Regions from separate parts of the Mus musculus genome. Here region 2 is linked to region 1. The links are chromatin contacts, found by Hi-C or POLR2A ChIA-PET in ENCODE. All regions are on one chromosome and are shown on one strand. Each heading gives the region's core, a stretch centred on a gene start or an enhancer-like site at or near the end of the contact. The rest is flanking DNA. Distances are from core to core; before and after follow the strand shown. Region 1 holds the start of Ankrd28 (ankyrin repeat domain 28). Region 2 has its middle 40 kb from the start of Gm36164.

Region 1 (7,093 bases), core at 1,997-4,496:
ATTGGACAGAAGTTCTGATGGAGACTGTCACCCATTCTCAGACTTGGCAGTAGTGAATGGCTGAGGCATGGGCTCATGGGTTTAACCACATAGTTAGTCTTTATTTGAGTCTTCTTAGGACTCCTGACTCTATGACGGAGAAGTACTTAATGAGTGAAGAGGGCTGCCAGGGAGTATCAGTGGTATACAGACAAAGAGACACACGCAAGACTTGGGAGATGATTCCGCATGAGGACCCAAGTTTGGATTCCAGATCTTGCTGGCCAGACAGTTTAGCCACAACAGGGAGTTCCATGTTCAGTGAGAGACATTGTTTGAAAAAAAAAAAAAGATGGAAAGCGATTGAGGAAGACATCCTGTCGGGCCTCTATAAGGTTGCACACAGCACACATTCATAAAAACAAACACAGAGGAGGAAGAGGAAGAAGAAAGAGACTTTATTGACACCATTTTAATTTTTGGTCCCACTGGTTATGTGTATGATGTAGGTAATACTTTTCAGGAATATAGATTTATCTTATTTACTAATTTATAACAGGGTCTCCCTATGTAGCTTCCTGGCCAGTCTGGTCCCGTTGGGGTAGTAGGTAGTACTTTTCAGGAATATAGATTTACTCTATCTATCTATCTATCTATCTATCTATCTATCTATCTATCTATCTATCTATCTATCTATGAGAGGGTATCACTATATAGCCTCCTGGCCAGCCTGGAACTTGCTGTTGATCAGGATGGCCTCAATCTCACAGAGATCCACCTGCCTATTACTCCCAAGTGCTAGGACAAAAGGCATATACTGCCATACCTGGCCAAGCTCTTTTACATTTTAACAGATGCAGGAATAATAATATATTTTGATGTTAATAAAACTTGAACACAAATATTTTTAATTTTTTCTATTTTTTCCAGAATCAATAGTTGTTACTATCTCAACAGCTATGAAAATATAGTTGTTAAAATACTAATTTTGAATCTGAGTGGTCCTAAAGAACTCCCAGTTTTTAATATTACTACCTTGATTGACTGTGTGATATGAGTAGGCTGTGTAATATGCCTAACCTTTCTTCTTAATAAACAGTAAGACACACAAGATGTTAAAGTGTTCAAGATGGAGAAAGGTGAGCCCACCTAGTACTGAAACAACCTTTGCAGCAAGATCACACCCTCTCTAATGCAGAGATGGAATGCTGTAAGATACTTTAATCAATTACTCTTCATTAGGAAATTTTATCACCTCAATCCTAATACACTGAAATACACATTTGGTCCACTATCTCAACCCATACCCTCTAAACCGCTTGCTTGCTACCCAAAATCAGTTTGTTCTGTGTTCCAAATCAAGTACCTGTTGTGCTTTTAAATCCTAGAACTTTAACCCAGAGGAGAGCATGCTGAGGCTGTGTGTTTGTTCAGTCGTATTAATTGCTGAGTCAACATCCAGTGTTAAACAGGCATACATGTAGAAGAGAGTAAATCTTTCATCCTCGAGGAAGGCAAAACTCGATTGGCTGTAGCACATGGACAATTATAATCACAAAATATTTTAGTAATGTTGTCATAACACCTTTGTTTTGGAGAAGTCAAAGTCTTTCATACTGCTAATTCATTCACCTTCAGTGCACTGATAAAGAGACATGGGGTGACAGAATTCTCATTTCATCGGCCAGAGTTGATGCAGAAAGAAATTAGGCACTGAAGAAAATGCAAAGCAAGAATCATTTTTTTTTTTCTGGCTAAGCCTCTTCCATCAGTTATGAGAATTCCTCCATTTTAAAGTAGCAAATACCAACCATGGTAAAAATGTAATTTTAGAAAAGCAATTGTTTCAGCAGAATTATGGCATAGTTATGTTAAGAGATATCAGAAGGCTCTTAGTGCATTTGATCTTGCACTTTGATATTTTCTGTTCTTATGGGGCTAAAGAGTTGTTTTTAATAATAGCATTATAATAAACTGACAGTCCTGGCACTGATCCCCATTTTTCTAGACTGCCATTAGGCTCAAATCGATTCTCTAAATAAAGTCTGTCCCAAGAGACACACCAATGCAGGGAAAAGATGAGGTTTGGTTTTGTTTTTTAAACCAACCCGATATCTCACGTTTGTGTTCTAACCATCTGTACCTTTTATTAATCAGGGGCTGGAGCCGCCCAGGCTGACAGACACAGGAGAACAACAATCTTCTCCCACACAAGCCTGGAATGGTAACAGTGTGCGGCTGCCTAAGAAAGAAAAGCCTTTTCTGAGCTGTGGGTTGGCGTGGGTGTGTGTGCCAGGGCGAGGGAGTCATTCCTCTTCTCCATCCAAGGATGCTATTTATTGAAAATCCTGCACATCTTTTTGAAAAAATTGATTTCTTTCAAGTGGGAGGCAAAAACCCTTTTGATGATAAAGAAGAAAGGGGGAAAAAAAACACATGCAAGATTGAAAGGGGCGCTTTGGAGAGAAATGTTCCGCGGTCACAACCTGTTCAGGCTATGAAGACCACACCCTTCAGTCTCGCGTGCCAGCAGTCCCCCGGTGACCACGTCTCCCCCAAAGCCCGCGGAGACATTCTCACTCTCGCTCCACGTGCGAGTCCGGTTCCCCGCTGCCCTCGCTACTCTGTTGAAAGCAGCATCGGCCCGGAGGTCTCCCTGGCTCGCACCGGCTCCGGCTGCCTTCTCCGCACCTGACTGAGCTGAGCTTGTGCACGCCACCTCCACGTGCCATCCCGGGCCGTTACCCGGTACCCAGTTTCCGTCCCTCCCCACCTCCAGTCCGGGCTCCGCCCACCGCGCCCGGGGCGCGCGCCCAGACGCCCCGCCACCTGGCCCGCCCGCTCCGCGCGCCGCCGCTTCCTGTGCCCCGCCCCTCCCTCCGCGGAGAGGCGGAGCCCGGGAGCGAGCGAGCGCGGTGGCGTGGCCAATGGGCGCTCGGCTTACTCTGGCCTCTCCCCCGCGCGGCCGCCAATCGCGGCGGGCGGTGGTGGTAATATTGTGGAGTGGAGTTTGGATGCCGCCGCGGCCGCGGGCTGGAGCGGCGCGGCGGCGGGGGCTGCTGGGGTATTTCGGGAAGGGGGTGTGAGGCGGCGGCGAAGGCGGCGGCTGCGTGTGGGAGGTGGCTGAGAGCTAGAGGGAGAGAGCGAGAGAAAGGACGGAAGAAAGAGGGCGGGAGTCCTTGGAGGAGGCGGGACCGGCGGGGCTCTTCGCGGCGGCGGCGGCGGCGGGCGGCCGGGGAGGCGGCGCCGCCCCCTGCCCGCGCTCTCTTCAACGTAGCCGGCCACCTACCCGCCGGGCGCGGGTAGTGGCCGAACAGCGGCGACCGCCATGGCGTTCCTCAAACTCCGCGACCAGGTAGGTGAGGGGCGGCGGGGCGGGATCGCGCCACCGAGGAGTCGGAGGAGGGTGGACCAGCGGCGTGGGCCGCCCGGGCGCCCTGTCGGCGCGGTGGCAGCGAGGGAAGAGGGTGTCCCGGGTCGGCAGCCGTGCGGGCCGTCCGCCTGTCAGTGCAGCCCCAGCTCCGAGAAACCCACGTGCCGCCGGGGGATCGCGGCCGCCGCCACAGGGGCGGGTTCTGCGCTCGCCGCCCTCGCGTCCGGCGCGCTGCCGGGTAGGCGCCTCCTCTTTCCTGCCAGGTGAGGCTCGGGCCTAACAGGTGGCTTTGCGGTGCGGAGTCGGAGCGGGGCAGGCGGCGGCCGTGACCTGGGGTCACGACCTTGCCCTCGGGTTCGCTTCGCGGGGCGGTTCACGGTCCACCGCACCGTCTCTGCGGAGAGGTAGTGGCGGTCGAAAGCAAACCCACCGGTGCCGATGGATTCTGCTGGGGACTGGTTGTTACGGTGCATATTCCCAGGCTGGTTTTCTCTTGGCATATTCTGCACCATCTTGGTTTAGTTTTCCTGACTTAGGAAGAGCTTGTCAAAGAACACCTGAAGTGCTCAGAAGACTGCAGTACACTGTGGGCTGGGAAAAATAACTCTGTATCTACCAATGAAATCGCAACTATGTCTGAATGAACGCTTGTTACCCTTTTAAAAAGGCGAGAAGGTGAATTACCAGACGCTCCCCAGTGTTTGTCTCTTTTAAAGAAAAGGGAAAGTAACGAGTGGATTTTACGGAGTCGCGGGAACCTATTAATGCTTGAGTACCCCTTTTGCCATTGTTTTTCTGAATAGGAGATACTGAACAGATTTGAAGGGAAACCAATCAGAAAGTGGGCACAAGCTTAACAAAAACGATAGGGAAAAACTTAATGTTTTATGTCATTTTCTACCAATTAAAACTTAAGTTCTGAGTCTAGCTAATGTCAATTCTCACTTAAAAAGTGAATATTCTACTTAGGCTGAATGCTGACTTTTAGTATCATTTGGTATCAGCAGAATTTTAGCTGATATTAACAATAGGGCATGATACTTTGAAAAACTCTGGTTGATAAGTTTGTATTTCAAAATCTGTGAATAACTTTACTGTTCAACATGTTCCATTAGCTACACATAGAATCTTTGAGTTGATTAAAATTAAGAAAGCACAGTTTCTCAGTTGTGCTAGTCAAAAGCACACTTTTCAAAAGTGCTCACCAGCCACAGGTAGCAAAACCTTTCATTGCACAAAGTTGTCAGGAAAAAACAAAAAAATCTGTTAATAACAAGCAGAGTTCAAGCCCAGATCATCTAATTCATATGTAGTTAATACCATGAAACTCAAGATCTAGATTTTCAGCTAATCTTTATTACTCTAGTAACTCTTTGTACCTGAATATTTGGTTGTAATCCTTCACTTTTGGAAATGTATTTTGTGATTTGGTCATTGTGTGTGTTAGGGATTTGGTAGACTGTTAGAAGATCTTACTTTATAAAAAAAAATGAATAAATAATAAAAATCTATTGGCATCTGTGCATTTGAGTGTTTAGTAACTACAGTTTTGAAGCAGTCGTAACACTGATTCAGTTTTGTGTAATATTCTTTAACACTCAGTGGTGATATTGATTTTTAAAATGTTACCTGTAAACTTGAGAATCCGTGATGAGTAAGTTAATGAGATGGCATTGCTGGGGAAGACTTACTGTATTACAAAATAATTGGCTCATCTAGTTCTTTTGAAAGACAACTGAGTTTTTCTTAATTTAAAGGGAATTGCACTTGTTTTTAGAAATCAGTTTATTGATATGTTTCAAGACATTAGAAGTGATGATAGAAACGAAGTGGGATTCAATAGTTTAGTGTTTTCCATTTCTAGGGAAAGCATATTAGCTAGACAAAGTAGTTTTTGGAGGAAAGGTGAGAAGACCTGTATATGTACACAGGATTTTAAATCTGGAAGGTAGTTGATACCGCTTTTAACGCAACAGCTTTATATACATTCCAGTTAGGAAGTAGTATAATTTTTTTAACCTTGCAAAGAATAGAAGGAAGCTAGACATGAGTAAGGATTTTCTTCAACATTTAAGTATGAGAATGGTTCTACATGGTAAAGATATAAAGTCAGAGATGAGGAAATGACATAATCAGTAAAGAGCTTACTGTCAGCATGAGGATCTGAGTTTGATTCCTGAAACTCAGTAAAAACCTGGGGCACAATGGCACATGCTTGGGATCTCTGCACGGGGAGGCAGAGGCAGGAGAATCCCTGGGGCTTCCTAACTTGCCAGCCTAGCCTGCTTTACTCCTGAGGAATAACACTGGACATTGACTTCCGGCCTCCACATACACATATGCAACCACAGGAACACACACACATACACACACACACAAGATACACAGGGAAGACAAATATAAAATCAGTAAGCAAATAAGGAAATTGTCCTCATTCATTCTGTAATCAGAATAGGACAGCATTTACTTTGTGGCAGCATGTAATTCAGCGAATAAGAAAGAATTACTGTATTACTTTCTGCCTATGGGTGGATGAAAATATTTTTTAAATTGTTAGTAAAATGAAGCTTGTTTTCTGTTGATAACAGTAGACATGAACTTTTTTCCTGAATTACTTCACTTTGGCTTGTGTAACAGTGGCAGAATTTTCTCTCCTGAGGTTATCACGGTCTATTTTATCTCCTTAGGTGATGAAAATTACTCATATATGGTTACATTTTAAATCATAAACATTATGTTCTATTAAGAAAGATTGTTGGTCTTTGTTTAGGTTCCCCATTTCAGAAGCTAAGTAGCAACTGACACTTACTTCAGTATATAGAAAATGATGGGGAGTGGTGGAGAGGGGGACCTTAATGTCAGACTTGTTAGTAGCTGCTCAGCCCCAAGCCTTTGTTGTGCAGGTATGTCTAGTATTTCTGGAATTCCTTTTTCCTTTAGGATACCAGAAGTCCACATTGCTAGGGAAAAAATCTATTTTTGTTAGTAAACTGGTGACTACCAGTAACAACAGTGAATACTCAGGTTATAAAAGAGAACTACTATAAAACTAGTTTCTAACTTCTAATTCAGAGGAGTTGGAGAAAAACTCCAGAAATGGTACTCATTAAACTGAGAATTCTTTAACAGAAAGGGGCCACAGTGGTCGCCCTCTTCTCCCCCTCCATTCCCCCTTCCCTTCTCCCCCTTCCCCCTCCTCCCTCCTTCCTTTTCTCCTCTACTCTGCACAAGTGTGCGTGCTCCTCTGTGTGTGTGTGTGTGTGTGTGTGTGTGTGTGTGTGTGTGTGTGTGTGTGTTTTGCATAGCCAGGGATTGGATCTGGGACCTCTACACTACCAACCTGGTCATAAACCTTTTTAAAAATTGAGCTAGAATATGTATACCATAAAATTTATACTCTTAAAATAAGTGGGCTTTTTTTAGTTGTTTTCACAAAACTGTAATCACCACTAATTCTAGAATTTTTTTTTTTACCACTCCAGAAAACCACATGACAATTAGCAGTCATTTTAGCTTTCTCTTGCTTTCTACACCTGGCAATCAACAATCTACTTTTTATGAACTTGCCTGTTCTGGATATTTAATTTAAATGGAATCATATAGCATATGGCCTTTTATGTCTCATTTGATTTTGCAAAATTCTTTGTAAAGGTTTCATTAGTCTGTTGAGTATAACTTCATGTGTCTTGTATAGGGCTGCTGGAGTAAAACCCAAGGGTCTTCTGCTAAATAGACATTCGA
Region 2 (7,093 bases), core at 2,668-5,167, 42 kb before region 1:
AACATCTTAAATATTGGGGCTGGAGGAATGGGTCAGTGGTTAAGAGCGCTTGTGGCTCTTGCAGATGGCCCAGATTCAGTTCCTGGCACTCACATGCTGGCACATAACCATCTGTAATTTCAATTCCATAGATTCAACGCCCTTTTCTGCCCTTAAATGCTGCATGCTGATGGTGTACATACATATAAGTAAAATGTTCAGGCACATAAGATAAAAATAAGAGTGTGTTAAAATAGGAATGTCTTAAACATTTATCAAAATACTAAATTGTTTGATTCTGTTTTCTAAAAGGCTGTGAATTTGAAGCTGGAGAGATGGCCCAGCAGTGAAAAATACATACTGCTCTTGCAGAAGAACCAGGTTTGGTTCTGAGCACCCAGGGTTCCAGTGCCTCTGGCCTCCACAGACACCGTCACTCACATGTGCATACTCAGACACAGAAAAAATACACACAAGTATAATTAAAAAATAAAATAAAACTAAAAAAAAAAATCCAGAAAGAAAATACTGTGAATTTGCTGAGACATTCGATCAGGACAGCGTCTCCCTGAGAGAGCTATAGCAGATTGCCAACAATATTAACAGTCACCAAGTTAATATTGAGTTTTACCACAGCAAACTGATCCATGGTGAAATTGGGGGAGGGAGGGGGGAAAGACCTGGAGACACCCAACTTGATTCAATACAGTTCCTGTTCTTTGTGTTTCTCTCTAACAGACAGCATTGGCTTCCACTTTTTAAAAATTATTTATTTATTTATTTATTTATTTATTTATTTATTTATTTTTACCATGCTCGTTTTTCTAGGGGGAAAAAATCCTTATCTGATTAGACCCTCGGCCTGCCAGGATTCTGATTTTTGTTTTCCTCTGGTGACAACTAAGTTAGTCTTTCATGTTCATCACTGGACCTTCCTCCTTTTGCTGGTGTGGGAGGACAGAGCCAGGGTGTTCCTGCACTAGTCACTGTGGCTTGTCCTGTTCTGTGCTGAGAATTCTGGCCCTGCTGAACTCCACCAGCCAGACATTCTGGCCAGCTAATATCAGATTGGACTACAAAAAAAGACACTGGCACTTGACTAGGGGGAAGGAGAGAGAAGACAGGGAATCTCTTCCCTTTTGACTTTTTACATCCATCCGGCCATGTTTGCACGCTACCCCAAATATAGCTCCACAATGGCATCCACTCACACATACTCTAGTAATTCTTCTTTGGTCTTTCCAGGTTTCCATTTGTATCAGCTTCCAGTAGGAAAGTACTGCTTTCAGACTCCCTCTGCAGCCAGTTTCTTCATTAAGGTCTCTTCATCTGAAGCCAGGACTGGTAGAATAAAGCTGTAATCCCAAGACTCTGTAGACAGAGGCATGAAGCTCAAGGCTTTGAGGCCAGCCTGGGCTACATATCAAGTCCCAAGCTCAATCCCTTCCGGGCAAGTACGGTTGTCTTCAGCAGGTATCACCGAGATGAAAACTTCATGATGGGACAGTGATTCGGGTGCCAAGTCGGAACATGTGAGCATGGGGAGGTCAGAGTCAACACCTAGCTTGGTACAGAATGGGGTGGGGTTGTTTGAGCCCTGGCCTCCAAATGTGTCACATGCTCTGCAGCTGTGGTGCCCCCTGAGCCCAAGAGACGATTTTAAACTGCTGGATTTGTCATCTGCCAATGTTGGTAGCCTCCTCCTCCGTGAGAATGATTGTCCCAAGTTTCTTAAGGTCCTTCTGTGGCTGGCAAGGATACCACTGCTCCAGGACAAGCTGGCAAATCCTCACCAACAATTTTTGCTGTGACTCTAAACACTGCAGCGTATGCTGCACTATGCATATGCTGCTACAGTGGCAGAAGCAGGCTGCCTCTGCAGGACCATGCCTTTACCTCTATACTGACACAGTGGCTTCGAGTAAGTAAGTAACTCCTTTAGGCCTCTGTCTTTTCATCTGTGGAATGGAATAATAATAGAGTTGGGATGGGGAGTTACATAAAAAGCTCAGAATAGCATGTGACAGGTTACCTCTGCCACATATGAAGCCACATAGTCTTGAGCAACTTACTCAACTTGTGTCTCTGATTCCTCCTCTATTAAATGAACTGATGACACCAACTTAAATTGATGGGATTATATGGAAGCAAAAATGAAGGGAATGCCAACAAAAGCATTCTAAGAACTAAAACATCTTATGAATGCATGGTCTTTAAACCCATAGTGACATAGAGGAAGAAATTTAATAAAAAAGGCCATGAGATGTTCTTAAAGAACAGACCATTTAAGAGGAAAATGGAGGAGAAGGGGGAGGCTAACAGGTCTACTAAGAAATAGATTTGGCTTCATTAAAACTAACTGCTATAAAGTAAATTTTATCACAACATACACTACCCAAATTAATTGAATTTTAAACAATAAACAGCAACTTAAAATACACTAGTCCAGATGCACTTCACTGAATGTAGACACCCCCAAGAAAATTCCCAGAGCCCACTTAATGTTGTTTGGCTATGAAGTTTCACTCCAAAAGGCCAATGTGATGTAGGCATGGCTGCCAATCCAGGGTTTCCCAGAGGCAGGACTTCTGGGAAATGATCAAGTCTCTACCAATAGATGTACCCGTCAATGGCCTTGTCCTTAGTCTCTTCCTCTCTTGTCACTCCCTGGCTGTTGTGTGGGATGCAGCTGTGCTCTGCTATGCCCTCTGTGTGGTAATGTTACTCCTTACCACAGAGAAATCTTTTGCCCTCTAGGTTGTGCTACTAGAGTGTTTTATCACAACAAAAGCATTAACATAGTAAGTAAACGAAGAGAGGTTCCTGGTGTGACTATACCTGTCTGGCATCCAGAGGGGTCACACCATCCTCAGAACAGCACCCTGTCCTCTCCCTGTCCCCCCCCTTCCTCCCTTTTACTTCTTATAAAATTATTGACTTTGAGGTCAGGTTTCCCCTGTATTCCTCATCTCTGCTTTTATTTAGTGCGTGTGTGTGTATAGTAAGTGTGTGAGTACATGTATGTACACACGTATACAAGGAGGCCAGATGTTGACCTTAGAGAATCATTCTCTATCACTCTCCAACCTTATTCGTTGACATTGAGTCTCTCAATCAAACCTAGACACCCCCCTCCCCCAGCTAATTCTTGCTAACCATCTTACTAGGGATCCCATATCTTCATCTTGCAAAGCTGCAATTACACACACAACATACACCCACTCACCAATCAGTGTGTTCTGGGGATCCAGTCTCTGTTGTTCAGGCCTGGTTAGCAAGTGCTTTAACCACTGAGTCATCTCCCCAGTCCCATGGCTAGGGTTTGTTTGTTCGGTTTTCGAGACGGTTTCTCTGTGTAGCCCTGGCTCTCCTGAAATTCTTTGTAGACCAGGCTGGCCTAGAACTCACATCAGTCTGCTTACCTCTGTCTCCTGAGTGCTGGATAAAAGGTGTGTGCCACCTCCACCCACTCTCAGGATTTTAACCTCCTGTTGTTCCCACCATGGTCTGTGGGTCAGCAGTAATCAGCATTATCACCTAAAGAATTTTAGAACTGCACCGTCTTGGATGTACCCGCAGACTTGTTGCATTAGAACTTGGATCGGATTATAAATCCTGGAGATGTGTACACTTCAGAAAGCCTGAGCTTCATCTTTCTGGACCATCTTGCAAGGCTGCTGTAAGGGTTAACGTATTCAACAGCCTGGCAAACTGGGTACTGAGTGTGCTGTCTGCCTTCTTCCCCAGAACCTGGCAGTGCTCACGTCTCTGCCCTGGGCTCCTCAGTAGTGACCTTAACTTGCTTTACTAAACTCTGCCTCTTGGCCAGGAGAGCTTGGAGTGCTGACCTCAGATTTCTCCCTGACAAGCTGGCTGTGGCCTCTTGCTCGCTCTTTCTCACCCTTCCCAAACTCCACCTCTCTTGGCCTGCCCCTTGCTGGGGACACTTAAGAAGAGCCAACAGTATCGCTTATTTTAGTCATGCTGCCTCTGCACAAAATGACCTTGGAACTTGCCCTCCCAGCCTAAGAAGGTAGCTAGCCCAGCGCAGGCACTCAACTAAATATCCCTTAGGAGAAAGAACGAGGAACAAGGAGCTGGGCCTCTGCCTTGGCATAGGTGGCTCCCGCTGGAGATTTCTCTCTGCTTTTTCTTAGACTAGCATTTTCTTGGCTGTACCCAAAGACTGGCATAGGAACCATACTCTGTCCTAGGTAGGTCTAACCTACATCTCCACCTACAAAGAGAAATACCTGCCTTGTTTAGGATCGAGGCCTTAAGCTTCCGTGTAAGGGAGTCCTTGAAATCCCTCAGGGTCCTGGCCCTGTCTGCTGAGTCCACTTTGCGGTCTGAGGTCCATAAATGCTAAAATGTTTCTGTATGTCCCTCTGTATGTAAGTTTGTACAGGCTATTGATGTTCTGCCCAAATCACTTCACTAGAAAGTACACCCTCTCCTAGCTGCTCCAAGTGCAATGTAGCCCAGCATGGACTCAAGCTCATGCCAAGCCTCCTGCCCAGCTGTATCCTGGTTTTGATCAATCACCTTGGTTTTTTTTGATCTGTCATATCTTTGTACATTTTGACAACACATTTTTACCAACTGCTTAAAGAGTAGTGTTCTTAGTAGTTCAAACTCTTGAATTTACATCAGCAATGTGTGCTGGCTAGTCTTATGTCAACTTGACACAAACTAGAATTATCAGAAAGAAGGGAACCTCAGATTGAGGTTCAAATCCATTCCCTCAAGTTATTTAGGAAATGCCCCCATAAGATCCAGCTGTAAGGCATTTTCTTAAATGAGTGACTGATGGGGGAGGGCCCAGTCCACTGTGTGTGTGGCCATCCCTAGGGTGGTGGTCCTGGGTTCTATGAGAAAGCAGGCTGAACAAGCAAGTAAGCAGCCCCCCTCCATGGCCTCTGCAGCAGCTCCTGCCTCCAGGTTCCGGCATTGTTTGAGTTCCTGTCCTGACTCCCTTCGATGATGAACAGTGATATGAAAATGTAAGCTAAATAAAACCTTTCCTCCACAACTTGCTTTTTGGTGATAGTATTTCATCACAGCACTAGAAAGTCTATAATTAAGATGGCATATAAAGCAGTCAGTTATAGTCAGACAGGAGTTGATACTAATTCTGTGTCTTTAACTAATTCTATTTGCTTTTACTGCAAGAACAAGGCTGAGACCTCTTACACTGTGTTCTTACCCTGACAGTACTCAGCTCCTGCAAACAACCTTGAGTGAGTCGCTATTTCCACATTTCTTTGGACTCACAAAAGTTGTGTATCCTAGAGAGGATTTCAGATAGCCAGTAATTAACTGTCTCACTTATCATTCTTTTTTTCTTTCTTTCTCCTGTCAAAGATGTAAAGGACCCCATCCCTTGACTGGAGGCCTTAGCAAGAGACATAAAATCCTAGACACTTTTAACCTTTCAAAGCAGGTAGGGCAGTTCTAGGAGCCCCAAGGAGAGAACCACCAAAAACAGTGATGGGCAATATGTCCCCAGTGTCCTCAATACTCTGCCAATGGGAGCACACTCCTGTGTTTGTCCTGCAGCCTCCAGGGTGCATGCGGGTCAGCGTACCTATGACCTTTGTTCAGTTTATCTAACGGCTTTAAGAGCTCTTGATTGAGCCACTAGAAAATCAGCTGATCGGGAATCCACTCCCTTTACTCAGTTGTAAGCAGAGAAATGCTGGTTTTATTTGTTTAATATATTGGGTATATAGATATATAGATATAACGTGCCTTTGCTGAGATACAGTTTTCCATGGCTACAGGAAGACTCGTGACTATTTTGATAGGCTATCATACACATGAGCATAGACGCTTTCTGTTGTGCTGTAACAAGCTACTGATCACTGAGATAATTATAACAATGCGTTTCTCATCTCAGAAGCCCAGACTCAGCCCTTCATGTTTGCCAGGGTCTATCATTTTCCAGCAAGCTGGTCTTAAATAGCAAAGTTCTTTCTTATGTCTATCCTGGTTGAAGTGGGTGTTGTAGCCTAGGCTGGCCTAGAACTCAGTAGATAGCTCAGGCTAGATTCAAACTCATGACAATCCTCCTGCCCAGCCCTATGCTGGCTCTAATCAGCTGCCTTTGTTTTTTGTTTGTTTTTTCTTTTCAATTTTTCATTAGATATTTTCTTCCTTTACATTTCAAATGCTATCCCGAAAGTGACCTATGCGCTGCCCCCCCCCACCTCCGCCCCCTCCCCCCCCCCCGGCTCCCCTACCCACCCACTCCCACTTCTTGGCCCTGGCGTTCCCCTGTACTAGGGCATGTAAAGTTTGCAAGACCAAGGGGCCTCTCTTCCCAATGATGGCTGACAAGGCCATCTTCTTCTACATATGCAGCTAGAGACACGAGCTCTGGGGGTACTGGTTAGTTCATATTATTGTTCCTCCTATAGGGTTGCAGACTCCTTCAGCTCCTTGGGCTGCCTTTGTTTTTTGACCGGTCCTGTCTGTATGCATTTTGACAACATATCTTCACCTGACCCCTGGTTCTATTGTGCCTCTCCCTGGTTATCTTACCTCTCAGCATGTTTATAGATGTTGCTCTGGGCCCACACTCATGACTGTTATGAAATTAATGTCCTGGCCTCAATTTTTCTATAATTAGTCATAACTATCATATGAGAAAATGCTAAAGTTCACTGAACTGAACATAGAACATTATATTTATTTTAAAAGAAAATTATTAAATTTCTTCTCTCTCTCTCTCTCTCTCTCTCTCTCTCTCTCTCTCTCTCTCTCTCTCTCATTTTTCTTTCATGAGTGATGGGATGGACCCCAGGGCCCTGTGAATGGTAGGCAAGCACTCTACTACTGAGCTATATGTTGGCACACACCTTTAATCCCAGCACTTGTGAGGCAGAGGCAGGTGGATCTCTGAGTCTGAGGTCAACCTGGTCTATAGAGTTCCAGGGTAGCCAGGGCTACACAGAGAAATCCTGTCTCAAAAAACAAGAACAAAACAAAAGGAATAAATAAAAGTTATTTAGATTAATTATACCCAACCACTTTAATAAATTTGACATTATATGTATTTATTTTTAGCACTGTGATAAGTTTTAAAAGACATGTAGTATACTATCTTTGGGTA

What was found. A loop is a pair of places that touch in the nucleus more often than their neighbours do. ChIA-PET counts read pairs that join two places held with the same protein, here RNA polymerase II (POLR2A).
Region 2: a loop to region 1 is called in a map of gastrocnemius, with 4 times the contacts of the local background. The contact joins the enhancer-like site here to the promoter of Ankrd28 in region 1. A Hi-C loop is called at or near these places in 2 of 37 maps with a recorded cell type or tissue (both gastrocnemius). POLR2A ChIA-PET finds 5 or more read pairs at or near these places in 1 of 5 experiments (Patski).

What each region holds. Positions count from the first base shown.
Region 1 is chr14:31,826,568-31,833,660 of GRCm38, reverse strand. Ankrd28 (ankyrin repeat domain 28) reads left to right here and starts at 3,246. Exons shown (of 28, transcript NM_001024604.2): 1 at 3,246-3,334. The coding sequence starts at 3,308.
Region 2 is chr14:31,869,100-31,876,192 of GRCm38, reverse strand. No RefSeq gene overlaps it. Among named protein-coding and RNA genes, the nearest start is that of Gm36164, 40 kb to the left of the region's middle. Within about 2 kb of position 3,917, at least 1 of the 3 ENCODE cell types and tissues checked has a DNase peak (open chromatin) inside an H3K27ac peak, as active enhancers do.